Linked DNA regions of Mus musculus: regions 1, 3 and 4 are each linked to region 2. Evidence: chromatin loops called from intact Hi-C (ENCODE). Cell type or tissue: heart. All regions are shown on one strand. Region 1 holds the start of G6pdx (glucose-6-phosphate dehydrogenase X-linked). Region 2 overlaps Zfp185 (zinc finger protein 185). Region 3 overlaps Haus7 (HAUS augmin-like complex, subunit 7). Region 4 overlaps Bgn (biglycan).

The links. Peaks named below come from ENCODE experiments on the same cell type or tissue, not always from the same donor. Only the 100,000 strongest peaks of a DNase experiment are listed, where the experiment ranks them.
Region 1: a loop joins it to region 2, with 4 times the contacts of the local background. A loop is called at or near these places in 2 of 42 quality-filtered maps.
Region 3: a loop joins it to region 2, with 3 times the contacts of the local background. A loop is called at or near these places in 2 of 42 quality-filtered maps.
Region 4: a loop joins it to region 2, with 5 times the contacts of the local background. A loop is called at or near these places in 4 of 42 quality-filtered maps.

Annotation. Positions count from the first base shown.
Region 1 is chrX:74,427,495-74,432,494 of GRCm38, forward strand. G6pdx (glucose-6-phosphate dehydrogenase X-linked) reads right to left here and starts at 1,386. Exons shown (of 13, transcript NM_008062.3): 1 at 1,329-1,386; 2 at 558-685. The coding sequence starts at 677. Ikbkg (inhibitor of kappaB kinase gamma) reads left to right here and starts at 2,187. Exons shown (of 10, transcript NM_010547.2): 1 at 2,187-2,327. In heart, a CTCF peak has its summit at 1,426; DNase peaks (open chromatin) are centred at 1,487 and 2,187; H3K4me3 peaks cover 2,659 bases; H3K27ac peaks cover 1,871 bases.
Region 2 is chrX:73,005,523-73,010,522 of GRCm38, forward strand. All of the region lies in intron 12 of Zfp185 (zinc finger protein 185), which reads left to right. Among named protein-coding and RNA genes, the nearest start is that of Mir2137, 16 kb to the left of the region's middle. In heart, a CTCF peak has its summit at 2,802 (motif pointing right); a DNase peak (open chromatin) is centred at 2,779; H3K4me3 peaks cover 715 bases; H3K27ac peaks cover 581 bases.
Region 3 is chrX:73,450,022-73,455,021 of GRCm38, forward strand. Haus7 (HAUS augmin-like complex, subunit 7) reads right to left here. Exons shown (of 10, transcript NM_028633.3): 3 at 4,846-4,913; 4 at 2,978-3,039. Among named protein-coding and RNA genes, the nearest start is that of Haus7, 6.5 kb to the right of the region's middle. In heart, a CTCF peak has its summit at 2,143; no DNase peak of the experiment used is centred here.
Region 4 is chrX:73,490,942-73,495,941 of GRCm38, forward strand. Bgn (biglycan) reads left to right here. Exons shown (of 8, transcript NM_007542.5): 2 at 1-89; 3 at 377-489; 4 at 1,007-1,220; 5 at 1,782-1,892; 6 at 2,022-2,115; 7 at 2,259-2,397; 8 at 3,658-4,995. The coding sequence ends at 3,855. Among named protein-coding and RNA genes, the nearest start is that of Atp2b3, 9.6 kb to the right of the region's middle. In heart, a CTCF peak has its summit at 2,843 (motif pointing left); no DNase peak of the experiment used is centred here; H3K27me3 peaks cover 706 bases.

The sequences.
Region 1 (5,000 bases), 1.4 Mb after region 2:
ACAACACCCCTCTGACTGCTTCTGTTCTTCAGTTTTTCCTAACAGAGCTGGGACTAGGTGGGATGAACAGAAATTTGCAGTAGGCTTTGGAAGATATGGCAAAGAGGAGGTGTTTATCCCTAGGGAACTTCATGCCGTAGAAAGAAAAGAGGGAGAGGCAGGACCTCAGATTCTTCCACTGAAATTAACAGTAATATTTTTCAAATTACAGATTCATTAAAATCAGAATTTTCCCTGATTGCACATCAGTTTTTTTTTTTCATCCAGGAGGAAGAAGTGCTACTGGGTGGTGCTTTAGCACCTGTGATGGTCCAAGTCTGGTCTCCACTCAATGGCTCAGCACAGAGTTCTGAGATGTGACACAAGTACATGTATATCAGGTACTGCTGTGATGATCAGGACACACAGGTGGAGTATATGCCATAGAGTTCAACCTAGTAGAACTTGTGGGTACCTCAGCAGTTCCGTCAATTGGGAAAGTTGAGATAGAGAGAGAGAAGTGCCTTGCACAAGGCTATATTTCATCTTTTAGACTCGGGGCCTGAAGGGAGACTCACCGATGCACCCATGATGATAAATATGTGTGTATCAGCTTGGTGGAAGGCATCACCCTGGTACAACTCTTCCCTCAGGATCCCACACACCTGGGTCCGGCTCAGGGCCACCTGCTCTGCCATGATGTTTTCTGGTGGAAGAAAAGACTCATTGATATGGTAGGAGAACGAAAGAGCATTGACAACTTAACCTTATCCAAGGGTCTTTTGGGTTCTCACCAGGCTGGTGACGATTACTAAAACCACTGGCCGGGAATGCTCTGTGTGTGTGTGTGTGTGTACGCGCGCGCGCGCGCGCGCGCGCGAGCATACATGCATTCGGAGATTCAGAAACTGCTGCCTCTGAGCTCCAGCCATAACCTCCAAAGTTGCCTTCGCTAGGGGCTGTACATTACGAAAGTACTAAAGCTTTAATATAATTCACCTAGGACATCCACTGTGGGCAGCTAGATAAAATCTGGTTACGGCATCACACTCTGTATATGGGACCATCGTATCGTACTCGGGTGTCTGCCAGAAACTCCACAATGAACTGAGCACGTTTGATTGTGCAGATGATGGAGTTCAGCTCCGGCTCTCTTCTGGCCCAGTTGGGTGATCCCCGAAAGTCCCTTCTCTTCTAAAGGTCTAGTCCTCATGGGCCCAATGCGGGGAAAGTGCGGGATACAAAGGGATGGGTTAAAAACTTGTAGATTAGCGCGCATCAAAGGGACTCGCGGCGTACAAGCGTGAAGCATGTCCCTCCACCGACATGCCATCAGACCACCCCTTTACCTGAGTTTAGTTGCCGCTGCCAAACACGTTCACAGATCTGTAGCGCACAGCCAGTTTCCGGGGGCTAAGCTTCGCTGGCCCATTTAACGCAAGAGGGCGTGTGCTTTGACTGAGCTGACCCGCCTCAGGAGAGGCAGGAGGGGAGGAGCTTCGGGCTAGTCTATCATTGCAGGAGGAGATGCGCGCGCATCCCTGGCCAGCCCCGCCCTTTGGCCTTCCCCGATGCCGCTGCCCCTACAATTTCGAGATCGCAAAGTCTTGTCATAAGTGCAGCTCCACACAGTTCTCCTGGGTCCCCGTCTCCTGTGTCACCCAGCCATTATGTATGGCCTAGCTTTCCGCTGGACCTTCGAGGCCCTGCACCTTCCCGGATGACCCCACTTCCGTTAGCAGCATAGCCACGCCTTCCCTAGCTGCTAGTTTGGCTTCGGAGCTGGACTTTCGCAGCTTCCTCTAGGCTTTTTCCTTGGTGGGGGCCCAGCGGCAGAGAGCCCAGTAGCAGGACCAGACTGAAACTTGGGTGTTTTAGTGCGGATGCGGTGCCTTGAAAATGGGGTAGGGGCGAGTGTGGGCGTGGTGACGCACTACTTTAATCCTAGCAGACGGGAAAAAAGAGGCAGGTAGATCTCTGAGTTCGAGACCCTGGTCTTATGGGACCCTGTCTCAAAAAAAAAGTGTGTGTATAAGTGTGTGATGTTTATCAGTGAGGAGAGCTCTGGTGTTCTGCTGGCCGACGCAGGCTGGCGATCTAAGACTTTTCTTTGGAACAGAGTATGGCACTTTGGGGTTTTGATTCACTGGTTAATCTCCAAGCCTTTGAGTCTGTGTTTTACTTCCGGATCCCGCACTTACGACACCGGAAGCCGGAAGTGGAGTTTTCCACTGCAGAGAAGGGAAGGGTGACCGCCTGACTAGGACTTTCTAGGAGCTCCGGTTCTGTCGGAGCGGTCGGATCCCTCTGCTCCTGCCCTCTTCACTTCTGGCCGACTCTGCTGACAGGTGTGGTCCTCTTCTCCAAAGACAGGGCTCCATCGGTGGCTGTTTCGTAGCTTCCGAGACTCCAGAGGTCCACACCCTTCCCCCCACCTTAGGCCCAGTTTGTTCTGCCGCAAGCTTCTAATTATTCGCTACCCAGATTATTTAGGCTAGTCGGATTGAATCTGCCCTTCCCTTCACTGCAGCTGTCGCCTAAGGGCTTGGCCCCTAGTGCTAGAACTCTTTAGGTAGCAGACATTTTCTGTTGATCAAACTGTTTCTGAAACACGTTTTGCACTGTAGGCCAGGTAGACCTCGAACTCAAAGTTCTGCCTCAGCCTTTCGAGTGCTAGAGCAACAGGTGTTCGCCATCAGGCTAGGCTGTTTATCAAACTTGAGTGCATTTGAAGTCTTTAAAAAGTTTTCACGTGTACCTTCACAACTAAAGGTCTTACCTTCTGCACCTCAGTTTACTTTGCAAATGATTCATAGTAATCTGTTTGCCTGTCCTCATAACATTTATCTGACCTGAGAAGGAATGTGTTGTCTTGGCATTTCCTAGGAAAAAGGAAGGACCAGAGAGGGCAAGGGAGAATAGTTGGTGGAGAGGAAGGAAGGGAGTATAGGTGGTATAGGATCTTGTAGGCTGTTGTATGGACTTTGCTTTTTAACACTAGGAGAAATGGAAACTCTGAAAGAGTTCATGGTAGAGAAGAGAAGTAGTTTGAGTTATTTTTGAGGTAATTGGCCCCAGTGGGGCCAATTAACTGCAAAGGGCCATTGAAAAGGCAAAGCATGGTGACCCGTAAAGAGATTATTGCAGTAATGCAGGTGAAAGATGATAGCGCTGTCAGCCTTGAATTACTGAAAAAATTTAAAATGTACAAAAGTAGAAATAATAATATAGTAAATTCCATGTACACATTTCTTAGCTGTGACTATCAGCTCATAGTTAACTTTAATCCACACCCCATTACAATCCTTTACCATGATTATTTTCTTTTCTACAGAAGATGTTATTTTATGTGTATAGGTGCTTTGCTATGCTTTCCTAGTGCCCAAGGGAGTCAGAAGAAGGTTTCAGATCCCCTTGGATTGGAGTTACAGATGTTTGTGAGCCACATCTGCAACAACAAGTGCTCTTAATCCCTGAACCATTATCTCTCTTGCTCCACCCATTGCGATTTTCAATAACAGCTTTCTTGAGACATAATTGGCATGCTACAAAAATTACTATTTGTGTGTGTGCCCCCCACATGCATGCATGATGTATGATTTGTACAGGGAGCACAGGTGCCATGGCTAGAATGTGTAGAGCTCAGAGGACAACATTGAGTCAGCTATCTTCTTTCCACCTTTATATGTTCTCATGTCTCCAGGCTTGCATAGCAAGGGCCTTTATCCACTGAGCTGTCTCCCTTGCCCATACTTCAATATTTTTTTAAACAGTCTCTTCTAGATCCCTTCCCTTTGAGTTTCTAATCCCCTGGAGCTGGAGTTACAAAAGGTTGTGAGTTGCCCAACATGGGTGCTGGGAACTGAACTTGGGCTCTCTGGAAGAGCACTGAGTGCTCCTAATAGCTGAGACATCTCTCCAACTTCTTTTAAGACTTCTAGACATCCAAGTAGTTTTATAAATATCTGGAATTTAGGAATGAGAACTGTTTGGGATATTATCAACATTAAGATTTGGGTTAAAAGCCATGAGACCGGATGGAATTACTGCAGGGGTGAATGCAGTTAAGAAAGAAGTCCCAAAGTTCCTCAACGTGAAGAAGTGGGGACTCAGGAAAAGGGCCTGAGCAGCATCAGCCTTTGAGGGAGTGAGTCACCAGCAGAGAAGGCTTTTCTGGAACCTGAAGGAAGAAAGTAGGTGAAAAAGTGGGGAGGGTCAGTTGTGTGGGCTCAGGCAGATGGACCTATGGGTAGCAACACCTTTAGTATAAATAGCCAATATTCCCCAGTGTTACAGGAGGTCTCCCTTATTGAAAGCCCACTTCTGGAAACTTGCATTGAGATCATTCTCTTCCTGGTTGTCAGTATGAGGCAGGATTTACAAGGTCTCCAGGTTAGTATTGTCCTGCATATTCTCTGGTTTAAAAGCCAGCATAAGCAGATCAGGGGTCATGTGTCTCGGACACCCCAGTTCACACTTTCACACTTCTTAGAGCAAAGAAGTCACAAGAGGTCTCTATCCCCAGTGAACACTTTTCAGGTACAATGTGGTCTCCTGAAGTCTCTTTTATCATGTGTTTGTGTTTTCTTGACTCCTGTAAGAAGTGACCACAGGCCAAGTGGCTTAAAAGAACAGAAAATTGATATCTCACAGGTCTGGAGGCCAGGAGAATAAAACCAGAAGGTGAACAAGGTTATGCTTCATCTGCAAGCTGTACAAGAGTATCCTTCATGTGTCTTATAGTTGTGGGTAGCTCAGTTGTTTCTTGGCCTGTGGTTATATCAATCTAGTTGAGTAATAAGGTACTTGTTACTGGGCTCATGGCCCACCTATATAACTTGCAGTGATCTCAATTTGAGAGCCTTGATTTTTGTGAGACAGGTTCTTACTATGTAGAGCAAGCTGGCCTTGAATTCGCAGAGATTGTGCCTTCTAAGTGCTGGGATTAAAGACATGCACCACTATGCCTGGCTTGAAATCCTTAGTTTAACTACATCTGTAAAGACCATTTTTTCCAAGTA
Region 2 (5,000 bases):
TGGGGAAGGCAGAAAAACAAAAAACAATAACAGACTAATGAATGACCTAATAATAGAGGAATCTCTGCCTTCTTACAAAGTCTGCCTTCCCCACATACTCATCTGCATAAGTAGCCTTTGTCTCCAGGGATGCCTCTGTTTTAGTTTGGAACCATGTTGGAATTGGTAGAACTGTCACTTTTTTTATTATTATTATTGTTGGTCTGAAGAGAGCTGAAACTGCTGAAGGGCCAGCCCATCCTCATGACCTCCTGAAGTCCACCCCACGTGGATCCATCCCTTGAGGACACTTTTCTAGGTGCTTTCCCAGCTGGTTCTCCCAGCAGCAGGTTCATTTTCTCACTAATCTACCTAGTTGCAGCGGGTGCCTGGAGACAGATAAAGTAGGCCCCACCTCGGTAATCTCTGTTTTGAAGAGGTCTGGGAAAGGCCATTAGGCCAGGGACTCGGTTCTTTGAGTTGCTACTAATGTAACTTTTTGCTATCTTTGCAGGCATCAGAAAGATCTTTCCCAAATAAACCACAATGTGTTTATCCCCCTCTTTCAACTTCTCAATGGCTCTCTACTTCCTTGAAATTAAGCCGAAACCCCTGTCTCTAGCTCCTATAGTTCTGCATGGCAGTGGGGACTCCCTATCCAGCCTTTTCTTTCTCCTGTACCACAGTGCTGCAAACTGTTTCAGAGTGCTATTGGCTATTGTAGAAGACATCTGATCTAGTCTGGCTCTGGTGGCTTTCTTTTGGACTGTTCATTGGCATCATCCTTCCATTTGTTTTACATGAAGCTAAACCTTAAACTCATTTGCAAAATAACATGAAGTATCTTTCTAGATTTGTAGGATTTAGTGCAGTCTGTTACAGTTATCTCACTTATACTAGTTTGAAGTTTGATTTTGTATGTATATGTGGGTGTACATGTGTATGCATGTCTGTGTGTATGTTCACATGGGTATGCTCCTGTGTGTGTGTGTGTGTGTGTTTATGTGTGTCTGTGTGTTTGTGTATGCGCATGTGTGTCAAGACCAGAGATCAACTTCTAGTGTCATTCCTTAGGCACCATACATCGTGTTTTGTGAGACAGGATCTCTTATCAGGACCTAGGATTTAACATGTTCCAAAGCATAGAGTAGTTGAAGACTAATGAGTGAGGAGACTGGATCAGGGCCGTGTTCCATATAATGAAATTTTATCAGGTTTTAATCCAAAGAAGAACGGCTGTGGTTTATAGACTTAAAGATGAATAGGTATTTGAATTTTAACACCACACTACAGTCACCTTTTACATTAAATCATATGCTGGGAGGTGGTGTGGAAAATGGATCTGTAAGCTACAGGCCTTGTTATGCACCTTTTTTTTTCTTTTAAATTTTACTAACGATTAGAACTGAGGAAAATAATAGCTGATGATAGCTACAGTATGTTGTTTTTATGTACTTTACAGTTGCCTCAATAACCCTGTGAGATGGGTAAATGGGGAAACAAACAGGTTAAGTGATTTATCCAAAACCATACCCGTGGTAGCTGAGAGCTAATGAACAGCCTCAAGGAGAAACCTTCTGAGAAACTTGAGCAAGCTAGTTGATGAAATGTGTTTGAAGGCTAATGTCTCCTTCCAGCTGGTGTACTTAATCTGGTGTTATTCCCCAAGCCAAGAAAGATTTCTGATTGTGCAATTTGATAGAGGAGAAAACTTGGGTCCACACATGTGATGAGCAAATAGGAATAAACTCTAAATCTGCCCTACTGCAGAGCTCAGGCCCAGATAGTAACATTGCTCTAATATTTACCCGTTTGAAAAATCAAAGCAAACATTTCTGATGACACTGTTTAATAACTGGCTATGTTTGGATTGTTTTTTTTCCCATTTAAATTAAAAAAATTATATGTATAAGTGTTTTGCCTGCACATGTATGTTTTTGCACACCACCCATTTGCCACGTCAGTGGTGGCCAGTAGAGAGAGGACAGTGGATCCTCGGAGACTAGAGTTAGAGATTGTTTCTAGCTGTATGTGGGTGCTTGTAATAAAACTTAAGATTTCTAAAGAGTACACACTGCTCTTAACTGCTGAACCATCTTTCTAGCCCTTCATCTGGGGAAATATTAATAACAAGAGTTCTTGAGATTTTTGTTTAATTTCCTGAAGGTATGTCTCCAGCGTTTTTCTTAAGCATTTCAATTTCCTCTCTTCTCCAGTATACACTGGAGATGGCAGCTCTCAATCAGAGGTTTGTCCTGCCCACCCCTACCCTCTTGCGTCATACAGTAGTAACCGAAGATTTTTTGGGTTGCCACAACCGAGGGTGGCTTCTAAAGGCTAAAAATCATGGATGCTGCTAAACGACCTATAGTGACAGGTGATATTAGTGCCTCATTCTCAACACACACAGTATTATTATCCAGACAAAAACGTTAATATTAATATTGACAAGCCTTGCTCTAGCAACTTATGTTCACTTGGGGGAACACACACACACTGAGGAGTGTGTCAGCATAGATCTAGTCAGACTGCCGCAGACAGGCACCACGAATACGGACGCATGCACCCGTGACTGCAGCAGATTTCTGTTGCGCAGGCAGATTTGGATCGCTCCTGCGGGGGGGGGGCGGGGAGGGAAGGGGGGAGGGGGCGCATGCGCATGAGTAAGCTAGCCAGCTCCAGGGTAAGAATACACCTACTCGCGCGGCCATTTCCTGCAGCCGCTAGCTCAGGCTGAGGTGCCCGCTATGAAAGGAGAGTACAAAATGGCTGCTCCAGAGACCAGCTTCTAAGGGGCTCCTCCTGAGGCAGTGCTAGCTCCAGCCACGAGATGGCGCTGGAGGATCACAAATGGTCCCTGTTGCGCCAGTGCACTCCCGTTACCCATCCCCCTACTAGTAATGTCAGAGGGCGGTTGACTACAGTAGCCTACTTAGGAGTGACCAAACCCAAGGATAGTCCCCTTTCCTTTGATAAACAGTGGTTGATGGGCTTGAGGACAGACCCAGGTGACAAAGTTAATGTAAATGTCAGAAGCCTTAGGAGCTTTACCCAGTGTTCATTTGATTGTGCAAAGTGGACTAAATGCAGGGATTCTTGAGCTTGAATTTAAGCCCAAGGTAACTTTATGGGACCCTTGGATCACTCAGCTCTTACATGAACAATAATGGAAATAGTTTCCACCATAGACAGTTCAAAGAGTTAAATGGGTTTACATATGTAAAGCATGCAGGACACTGAGGAGTGTGTACAAAATATTATCAAATGCTACATTTATTCTTTATTTTATTTTATTTTATTTTACTTTTAATTTATTTTTTACACTCCATGTTCCATTCCCTGCTCCCCCCATCCACCCTCCAACTGCTCCATATCCCATACCTCCTCCCCACCCCACTCTGTCTCCACGTGGATGTCTCTACCCCACCCCACCTGAGCTCTAAACTCCCTGGGGCCTCCAGTCTCTTGAGGGTTAGGTGCATCATCTCTGAATGAACACAGACCTGGAAGTTCTCTGCTGTATGTGTGTTGGGGGCCTCATATCAGCTGGTGTATGTTGCCTGTTTGGTGGTCCAGTGTCTGAGAGATCTTGGAGGTCCAGATTAATTGAGACTTGCTGGTCCTCCTACAGGATCGCTCTTCTCCTCAGCTTCTTTCAGCCTTCCCTAATTCAACAACAGGGGACAGCTGCTTCTGTCCATTGGTTGGGTGCAAATATCTGCATCTGACTCAGCTGCTTGTTGGGTCCTTCGGAGGGCAGTCATGATAGGTCCCTTTTTGTGAGTGCTCCATAGCCTCAGTAATCAAATGCTACCTTTATAAAACCTTCAAGATAGATAAAGTTCTGCCAATTTTTTTTTTTGTTGTTTATTCAGTCATTTGATAGCACACCGTCTTACCTTTTTCCTTCAAAGTTTTGGTATCACATGTTAAATCTAAGACTTAGATTGTTTTCTTCTTTGTTGTGTTGCAAGTGTGGATTTTTTCTAGTTTGTATTTGACACACGAAGGTGAGTGTTAGACATGTACTCAGTGCTGGCAACTGTGGTCAGGCAGCAGATTACATTGCGTAGAAAGTGGCATTGTCTTCTTGTGCAGTATGTAGTTAGGTCAAAAATTGGCAGTGGTTGCCTTAAGCTACCAGAGTCTGTGAAGGCTTCAGAGAATTCAACAGATATCACATCCTATGGGCCTCCTTCTCTCTCCCCACTCCAGTTTAGCAGTAGCTGAGGCCGAGTGGCAAGAAATTAAGATACTCCCTTCAGGATGTTATAGTGCACAGAAAGGCATCCTGTGAGGGTTTGACCAATATCTTTTTCATGACCTATAAAGGTTACAGCTGAAACTGCAGTTGCCCTGCTTCAAGGCCCAGGGTTTCCCCATATTGCCCTGCCTCCGAGCGGCTCTTTCTGAAGAACCTTGCCTCTGTTTACTCAGCACTACTTCCTGGCAGAGCTGGAACCAGCAGAGGAGTTTAGTATCCTCTTACCTGAGGCTGAAAACTTCAATTAGTTTTACAACCTAGTCCCTGAAAAGCATGGCCATCGCACATTCTTTTTGTTCTGCCAGCTTAGAGCCTCCCAGGGATGGTAGTCACTGATAATGGGTTTTTATTCTGTCCTTACCTCAGGAGTTCCCAGAGCACTGCAGGGAGGTTCTAAGATGATAAAATAAAGAGACAGGAGTAGTGATGAGAGATGAGTGCAACACCTTCTACTGTCTTTCCTGTGGCCCCCACCTTTGAGAGGACATTGCAGACAAACTGAGGAAGACATACCCTCCTCGATGGCCTCAGATGTAGCTCGAGCTGTTTATGTCAGTGCGGTAGCTTGTTTTTCTTACTCCAGGCCACTGCCTGGGTTCTCTGAATGTGCTCAGAATGTTGATACCCTGGTCCTGGGGCGGTGTTGACTGCTTTCTCGGGTTTGAGATGTTGGAATGGGACTGTGATCAACATAAGAAGTCTGCATGTTTCTTGGTGCATGAGGCAAGAGGCAAGTCTGTTTCCCAGAGCGTACATG
Region 3 (5,000 bases), 440 kb after region 2:
TGACCCTTCTGGATTACCAGGATCCAGGCTGTACAAGACCATGTACATGTACAAGTGTACATGCTGGCCTCCAGCAGGCTGCTCTGTGGCCACCTTACTGAAGCCCATCACTATACCATACCCTATCTGTCTCCTCTCTACTCTCCAGCAAAGGGCAAGACTAATAATCACACTCTGGAAAGGTCTAGAGATATGATAAGGTATAAGTCTTTGTGAACTCATTCTCCAGATATTTCTAGAGAGTGACTGTTGAGTGTCGTCCCTGCCTATACCTTACTACATCAACAAATCCAGTGGGTCCGGCTGAATCTAGCCACTACTCCAATTTCCCCACTACCACTGCCATTCGAGATATCTCCTTACATGCCTCGACACTGCTGTAACCTGCCAACAGGTCTCTCACAGTCCACTCCACACATTAGCCACAGCCATCACTGTCAGACTAAATAGAAATCCATGTCCCTCAGCTCCAAGCTCCCAATATACCCCCCTGTATGTGCTAAAGCCTCCTCTAGCCTACAAAGGCCATCAATCACATCTACCCACTCTGCTCTATTCATTTTCCTTGTTTCCAGTCTACTCTGCCCTAACCAGTCTGCTGACAGGTTTCTGAACGCATCAAGCACAGTACAAGGTCTCTTGTACTTGCTGTTCTCCTAGATGTTCTTTGTTGTTGGTTTTTTTTTTCACTTGGCTATAGTGTTTTTTGTTTGTTTAACTTTAATTCACTGTGTTAAATTCTGTTAACTTAAATTAAATGTTAAAAATTTTAAATGTATAGTGCAGTGATTGTTAGAATAGTCAGGGAGCCAGGAGGTCATTATCATAGTCAATTTTTAAAAATTTATTTATGTTATGTGTCTGTTTTCCTATATGGATATCAGTGTACCACATGAGTGAAGTACCCAAGGAGGCCAAAAAAAAGCCACTCTATCCCTTGGAACTGGAGTTATAAGTGGTTGTGAGCCACCATATAGGTGCTAGGAATCTGACCCACTCCTCTGGAAGAGTAGCAAGTTCTCTTAACCACTGAATCATCTTTCAAGTCTCCTAGCCACATTTTAGAAACATCTCTAACACCCCCAAAACAAACTCTAAACCCACTGACAGTCATACAGTCATTTCTTATTTACCTCTGCCTGAGCCCCTAGCAATCACTATACTCCTATCTTTCTTTATGGACTCACCTCTTCAGAACAGTCCACACACAAGGAATCTTACAATATGTGACAATTTATTATGACCTTATACTACATTTTAATATCTGCTTTTCACTTAGCATAACATCCTCAAACATCATCTATGTTGTCACATGTGGCAGCAACGTCTTCTTTCTTGAAAATTACCTCATCAGTTAATGGGTATCTATGAACATTCACAATGAATTCTGTACATCTGTATTAACTGTCTTCCACAGTAGCCGTATTATTTGTGTCCCTACTGGAATATATGAGGGTTCCTACGTCTCCCCATCCTTGTCATCCTGTGCTATTTTTCCTTCTAACTCTAGATATCATGGCATGAGTGGAACACGCCTATGCAGTTTAAATTTTCATTGGTCTTTTGATCAGTGATAAAAAGTGTCTTTCCAGGAACCTCTTGATAGTTTTTCCTTTCTGCCTTATAGTTACTTAATCCGTCGTGCAAGTGGGCTGTAGCTGGAGGATAGAAAAGGACAGCTCTGGGAAAGTGAAAAGCTTAGAGAATGGCAGAGAGGCTGGGCAGTGGTGGCGCACGCCTTTGATCCCAGCACTTGGGAGGCAGAGGCAGGCAGATTTCTGAGTTTGAGGCCAGCCTGGTCTACAAAGTGAGTTCCAGGACAGCCAGGGCTACACAGAGAAACCCTGTCTCGAAAAACCAAACCAGAGGAGGGGGGAGGAGAGAAAGAGAGAGAGAGAGAGAAAAAGAGAGAGAGAGGAGGAGAGGAGAGGAGAGGAGAGGAGAGGAGAGGAGAGGAGAGGAGAGGAGAGGAGAGGAGAGGAGAGGAGAGGAGAGGAGAGGAGAGGGAGAATGGCAGAGAGGAAAGAGATGAAGAAAATAACTCCAAAAATCAGTTTTGGAAGTCTGGACCAGCCCTGACTGTGCGTGCATATGACTGATTACTAAGCCAGGTGTGAAGCCAGGCTCAACCACTGGGTGGCGCATGCAGGATAGATGGGAAGAAGATGAGCTGACAGTGGAAGCTCAGGAGAGAGAGGAGGGGTGGTCCTGGCTGCATAAACTAAAGCAAACCTAGAGCTTGCTGGAATATATGGATCTTAACTTTCCATGAAATTTAACAAAATCCAAGTAACAGTCAACATGAGCAGGACAAAACCACAATCATCCAACATATGAAAAACCACAAAGACCTCAACTTGCACAAGAAAAGATGCTCATTAGATGCCAATACAGGGATTATAGAAAGGCAAATGAACTGACAGCTTCAAGTAATCATTAGAAAAGCGCTTGAAAGAGCAATTCTGAACAAGAAACAGAAAGCACAAAGTATCAGCAAAGAACCATGTAACAACTTCCAACCAGAAAACAAGAGAAGCATAGCCCATTGGATACACACTTGGGAGATAAAGTTATCCTAATCTATGTTGGCTTACTAAGGTAACAAACATTCCTACAGTGAGGGAGGCTGACATGGGGCCAGTGGCAGGAAGGAGATGGGAATTCTTTGTTCTTGCTGCTGACAAGCTCTGTGAACCAGCTCTGCTTAAAAGCAAACCCTATCTAGAGAGAGACTAAACAGCATAATGAAATACAACCCCACCAAAAATGGTTCATTCATTAGCTGTCCCAATTGTTTGTCTCCCTGAAAGATTTCTTGCAATGCTTAACCTGGGGATGCCTAGAGAAGCAGTCTTGCCAGCCACATGGGCTCTGGAGCTCCCATTCTCTCACCAGTCCAGGACAGAAAAAACAAAAACAAAAACAAAAAACCCAACATGTGCATCCTCTGCAGAGACAGAAGAGGTTCCTTTCTTACCATTAGAAGATCCTGGTCATCTGGTGCACAAAACATCAGCTCATGGCCTAGCTTCAACATCTCTGTTAGAACACAAAAACCTTATCACTGTAGACCCACCCAAACAGAGGAGGATACAAGACATCCCAGCACTTAGAACATATAGGATACTGAGGCTTTTTTCCCCATAGCAGGGGTGGGGGCACAAAAGACCAGATGAGCCAAATGTCTCTCATGCCCATTCTCCTGTCATGCCATCTTGAAGGTGAGTGAGTCTAGGCTATATTTTACAGATATGGAGTCTGAAGCCCCCTCGAGGAATAGGGAATACCTCGCCATATCTTCTGCAGTATCTAGCACATTTTTACATGGCCATCTAGTATATAAACAAAGGTTAGAGAGCTTTGGACCAGCATCAGTGTTAGAGCAGTACCTTCACCCCATCTCAGGCCAGGCTATGCCTCAGCAGGAGCAGAGCAGTACAAACCTATATAGGACATGCTGGAAAAGACCCACTGGAAGTAGTGTCAGACCATCTGTGTAACAATTCTGGGGCCCTGGGAATACTCTTCAGATGCCAATACGCCTCCAAGCCAGCCTGCTTCAATCACAGCACTTAAACCCTCTGATCCTTCTGATCTCCTCTCAACAAATCAAGTAGAGCACACCTTTTAACCTATTCATTCCCCAATATCTTGCCTCAGTTACTGTAAGAGCTGCTGCCTGGGTGTTCATATTTTCACTACAGTATCCATCCCCAGGGAGCCTGATGAACCTAATGGAGGGCAAAGCCTTCTTTGGAAGAAAAGCCAATAACCCTCTATGACCTATAAGGACCTATCCCTATCCCCCCCACTGATTTCCGATACCTCATTATCCTCTCTACCCAGCCATCTTTGTTCCTTACTCTTCCTCAAAGCTGCCAAGCATAGCCCACTTGAGTCCTTGTACATTGGCTGTTCCCTTGCAGAGCTCAGTTCTACCCTTCTTGCCATCTTCTGTCAATAAAATCACCTTTATTCCAACCCTCTGTATCACCTTTCCCTTAACTGGTAGCTTGCAGCCTTCCTTCTTCATCATCTCTGCTTCCCATCATCTAACATATAAGTTCCATGAGGGTGGCACGGTTCACTGCTGTACCCTAGCACATCAAACACTGCCTCACATGTCAATGAAACTAATGATTTCCTGTCCTCGTGTCTCCTACTTCCACTCAAATAAATACTCAACACATTCTGAGGAGGTGAACAAGGGAAAGGCCTTCATCTTCAAAGAGAAAAGTGAGGCTGGGTCCAGTGAAGTCTCCAAACTGTGGATGAACGAGGACAGTTCAGGGCCTAAGTCTAGCTCACTCACACTGCAGTGGTCAGAATATACACAGGATTTTGAGAAACTTAGCATTTTTAAATTTTATCAATGTTTGGCCATACTATAAGGAAGCCACTTATACAGATATCATTTTTTGCTCATCTTTATGTAACATTCACACCAGGTTAAGGTTCTACCAAAACAAAACAAAAAAAACTAAGCATCAAAATAACATAGTGACAAGGTAAGCCACATTAAAGAGCAATCATGGGGCTCCTAGGAATGCCATATAAACCTAATATGTACACTGAGAGATCTCTGATGACACCACAAAAAAACAATGCTTTCTACCTCTCAGTGTTATGGTAGAACAATGCACTATTTGGTCCCAAATGTACTATTTGGGACTATATCCCAGAAGGCTGTGATTCTAGAAGACTCTAATAATAGCCACAGAGTATACACCATACAAAAGAAAACATTAGTTAATGGAAATGTCACAACTCACTGAGACACTGTGACCAAGCTCAGAACTGCCCAGAATTTACCAGCAAATGCCACATTCCTATAAAGAGACCTACCCTGTATCTTCAAATCCAATGCATTCCCTTTCAGTGAGATGAACTTGTCTTGCAAGGAGGGGCAGACCCTGTGGGAAAATAGCAAAGTCAGTCATGTGCCTAATTCCTTACCACCCTCCATACCTACTCTCTAAACAGAGAATTACTTGTACAAT
Region 4 (5,000 bases), 490 kb after region 2:
CGACCTGGACTCTGTCACACCTACCTTCAGTGCCATGTGTCCTTTCGGTTGCCACTGCCACCTGCGGGTTGTTCAGTGCTCTGACTTGGGTGAGTCACTAAGCACTTAGGCTAAGAGTGTACAGAGAAGCACAGGCCCTGCCTGGGAGCCCTTACTAAAAAGAATACATTTGCTACCCTGTGAGATGGGTTTAAAACTGTAGGAGTGGGGAGGTTGAGTCACCACAGGCTGAGGTGTATGAGGGTGCTCAGAGTCCCTGCATTTCTCCCAGTGTCTGTGTGTGTCCATATGCATGTATGTACCCACCCCCTTTACACCAGCTGTGACAACAGACTGGATGAGCCAGGCTTATGCTGGTGATGATGCTGGCCCCCAGGTCTGAAGACTGTGCCCAAGGAGATCTCACCTGACACCACACTGCTAGACCTGCAGAACAATGACATTTCTGAGCTTCGCAAGGATGACTTCAAAGGCCTCCAGCACCTCTACGTAAGCCTCCTCCTGCCTCCTGCCTTTTCTGAGGAGCCAGGAGGAGTTTGATGTTCCTATGACTTGGAAGAAGGGTACTCACAAATGAGGTTGGGAAGAGGGGTGGGAACCGATGGAGTCCTGAGATAAGTCTAGAGCTGGCTGTAATGAGAACGCCCAAAACCATGCATTATATGTATGGGTACAAGACGAAATCTGTCAGGTCCCATTTTTTTTTGACAGAAATCTTTACGTTTTGTTGACTCATCTGAACAACACAGAAAGTGTATTCCATCATAGCTCTTAGAGAAACTGTCTAGCAAAGTATGCTAGGCAGTGATGGCATTACCAGGGCAGCTTGGAGCTAACCTCAGCTCCTTGCCCTACACTCTACTCACCAACACATACTGATCTCCATGAGACCATTAAAGGTTCAGATGTTTCCCAAGTGCCATCAGTAGCAAGTTCAGGAGGCAGAGGAGAGGGGAGGTGGAGTGGGGGGCTGGGGTGCTCACCCTGGTTGCCTGCCCCGTTTTAGGCCCTGGTCTTGGTAAACAATAAGATCTCCAAGATCCATGAGAAGGCCTTTAGCCCTCTGCGGAAGCTGCAAAAACTCTACATCTCCAAGAACCACCTGGTGGAGATTCCTCCCAACCTGCCCAGCTCCCTGGTAGAACTACGAATCCATGACAACCGTATCCGCAAAGTGCCCAAGGGCGTGTTCAGCGGGCTCCGGAACATGAACTGCATTGGTGAGACTAGTCTGTACCTTAGCATCAGGCATAAAGGAGACAGGTAGAGGATATCTCTTTCAGCCAGGGCAGCTGGGTCCATGTAGTCATGGAAAAGCCCTGTGTGCCTCAGAATGTTCCAGATGTTTGTTTTGGGACATGAAGAAAAAGACTGTGGTGGCTATAAAGGCTCGGTTGAAGAAAGAGTCTCAAATATAGTCTAAAAAAGACCAGTATGTTTCTGGAAAAAAAAAAAAACAATATGGGTAAAAGGAAGGTATAGGACACCGACTGGACTGAGAGAGAAAGGGAGAAGGGCAGTGGACCACCACAGCAGCAAACGTTGGATGGCTTTCTGGGTCCCCACAGTTTCCTCTTGCTTCCCAACTCCCAAAGACCAAGAATAGTGGCAGAGGCCTTGAGCTAGTCATGCAGAACAGCTGGAATTTGTAGTTAGCGGTGCAAATTCACAACCTGCTTTCTATGGAAGTGGGAAGAGCAAGCAATCAGCAGAGCTGCAGTCCAGAAAAGAACAGGCTTTGGTGGAGATTGGCTTCAGGGCTCACAGGACTTCTCTCCTAGAGATGGGCGGGAATCCCCTGGAGAACAGTGGCTTTGAACCAGGAGCCTTTGATGGCCTGAAGCTCAATTACCTGCGCATCTCAGAGGCCAAGCTCACTGGCATCCCCAAAGGTAGGAGAGTGTCAATACCCAACCTCCAAAAGCATTGATGGGCCTTGCACAGTGTACTTGAGCAGAGAATGGGCCTTTTATCTGCCCCAGACCCTGCACTTACCTCCCAGCATGTTCTCTTCTGGGTAGATCTCCCTGAGACCCTGAACGAACTTCACCTGGACCACAACAAAATCCAGGCTATTGAGTTGGAGGACCTACTTCGATACTCCAAGCTGTACAGGTGGGGTTGAGGCAGCCCTTGGGGGATGCAGGGATCCATTAGCAAATGGGGCAGGTTATAGGGTGGCACCCAGGTCCCTGTGCTCTATCCCAGAGTCCTCCTCTCCCCCAGCCTCTGACGACCTCTAATTCATTTACCTTCAGGTTGGGCTTAGGTCACAATCAGATTCGGATGATTGAGAATGGGAGCCTGAGTTTTCTGCCTACCCTGAGGGAACTTCACTTGGACAACAACAAGCTGTCCCGGGTGCCTGCTGGCCTCCCAGATCTCAAGCTCCTCCAGGTGAGAGCTGGTTCTCCAAGACTAGATGGGGAGTTGTAGAAGGTCCATTCTCTGCACCAGCCTCTTAACTGCCTGGATCTCCTGTCTCCCTTTATAAAGGGGCACAGGGTAGAGAGCAGAATAAGACCTAGATTCACTTTTGGGTCTCATGTACTCATCCAGGCCTCAGTGGAACAGTGTCTGCTTCGTGTTTGTGGTTGGAAAAGGGGAGTCTCCTTCCCTGACTTAGCTTCCAAACACATGAGCAAACTAGGTCTTTCCCAACCTTACTCTGGACCTCAATTTTATTTATGTTTTGTTTTGTTTTTTATTTATTTATTTATTTGTTTGTTTGTTTGTTTGTTTGTTTGTTTGTTTGTTTGTTTAAGCTCAGATCCATTCATAATGGTAGAAAGCACGTTCATCCTCTTCTAGGGCAGCACTTCCCATACCAGGCTAAGAGCACCCTCTAGTGGCCAGTAACCTTTCTATCACCAGTGAGCTCCTAACCTAAGGCACAGTCTTTCTTTTTTTTTTTTTTTTTTTTTTTTTTTTTAATTTATTACGTATTTTCCTCAATGACATTTCCAATGCTATCCCAAAAGTCCCCCATACCCTCCCCCCCCCCACTTCCCTACCCACCCATTCTCATTTTTTTGACCCTGGCGTTCCCCTGTACTGGGGCATATAAAGTTTGTGTGTGTGTGATGGGCCTCTCTTTCCAGTGATGGCCGACTAGGGCATCTTTTGATACATATGCAGCTAAAGTCAAGAGCTCCGGGGTACTGGTTAGTTCATAATGTTGTTGCACCTACAGGGTTGCAGATCTCTTTAGCTCCTTAGATACTTTCTCTAGCTCGGCACTGTCTTTCCTACACAGATATCATGTCAGAATCAAAGTTTGCTTTGTTTTACAGCATCATTCTACCAAACACAGCCTCCACCCCACCCATCCCAACTCACCACTCGTTTATACACTGCACTTGAGCCCTTCATCCTGACCTGAGTCCAGCCAAATACCTGTGCCCTAATCAGAGCTTACACCCACTAACATACTCCGGTATGCCCTCCTCTCAACCCTGAGAAGAATCACCTTCAAAGGGTGACTATGAAATGACACTAAGAAGTGATTGATGGGGTCCGATGTGAAGGCAGGCCTGACCTTTCTACTCTCCATCTTGCCTACAACTTACAGCAACTACCCAGGCTAGGACAGATTGGGATGGCTCTGGGTCACTGATCCTTGGACAAAAGCCTCAGATACATTCCCTCTGCCCCCAGGTTGTCTATCTGCACTCCAACAACATCACCAAGGTGGGCATCAATGACTTCTGTCCTATGGGCTTCGGAGTCAAGAGGGCCTACTATAATGGCATCAGCCTCTTCAACAACCCTGTGCCCTACTGGGAAGTGCAGCCTGCCACCTTCCGCTGCGTTACTGACCGCCTGGCCATCCAATTTGGAAATTATAAGAAGTAGAGGCAGTGGTTGCCACCATGGTGGCCTTGGTGAGAGTCTCTGAGGAACATAGCCAGATGAAGAAGCAACACCTTTGTTCCCCAATATTAACTCACTGCCCCACCACAGCTTCCCCCTGACTCCTAAGCATGCATATATGCACATGGCCTGGCCCTCTCACCCATTCCCCTCAACCTTTGAAATTTAACATTCATCAACCATGTCCACTCAGAGACTCCCTATAAATCTTTCTTCTTGCTCATCCTGAAACTCAGATGTTTTTGGCAAGAGGGGCTAGGAAAGATGGATAGAGCACACTGCCACCGCCATTGTTCCATCCAGGCATGTGTTCCTCCTCTTCCTTGCTCATGTCTGACTTCCAGCTCTCCTGGGCTCTGCTTGCTGCCCTTATCCTCTGGTGTTCTCTCTTCAACAAGTTCACTACCTGTCAATCCCAGCTACAACCTGGCTGTACTAACTCCTGGATCTTTCCCTCTCTCCAACCCTGTTATGCTTCCTGACACTTTTCTTCCTTCTGGAGTTATTGACCTGTCCCCTTCCATCTCTGGACCTAGGTCATATTTCTCCATCTTTGTCTCTTTCTGTATCTCCTTGCCTATATCTCTGTCTGTCTCTATTTCTGTCTCTCTGTCTCTGTGTATCTCTCTATCTTTGTATCTGTCTCTCTCTGACAACACACACACACACACACACACACACACACACACACACACACACACACACGGATCATCTGCCCCAGGCTGCTTTCTGCTTCACAGGTCTCTAGCCAGTCCCTCCACAAACAAATATGGGGCAACTATCTTCCTGATTGCCCTACCCAGAACTTGACCCCCCAACCCTGGAGGAAGCTGGAAGGTGGAGGCCCAGAATCCTGTCCATTTTGTCCAGGAAAGGGTTCATACTCTGCTATCAAGACGAGGATCAAGGAGCTTCCTAGCCCCTGGAGAGGCTCAGCAGGCCATCAGAGCCGCCAGAACCAGTTTGCATTGGCCCCTGCTCTCTCCCCAAGATGGCTAGGTCCCCTCCCTCACCCCTGGGTCCCTGATGTGGTAGGAGGTGATGGTCAGTTGCACCCAGCAAGAGGGAGTGCTGCTTATGAGGTCAGTTGTCTCTCAATTAAAGAAACACTGTGCAATACGAGTCTG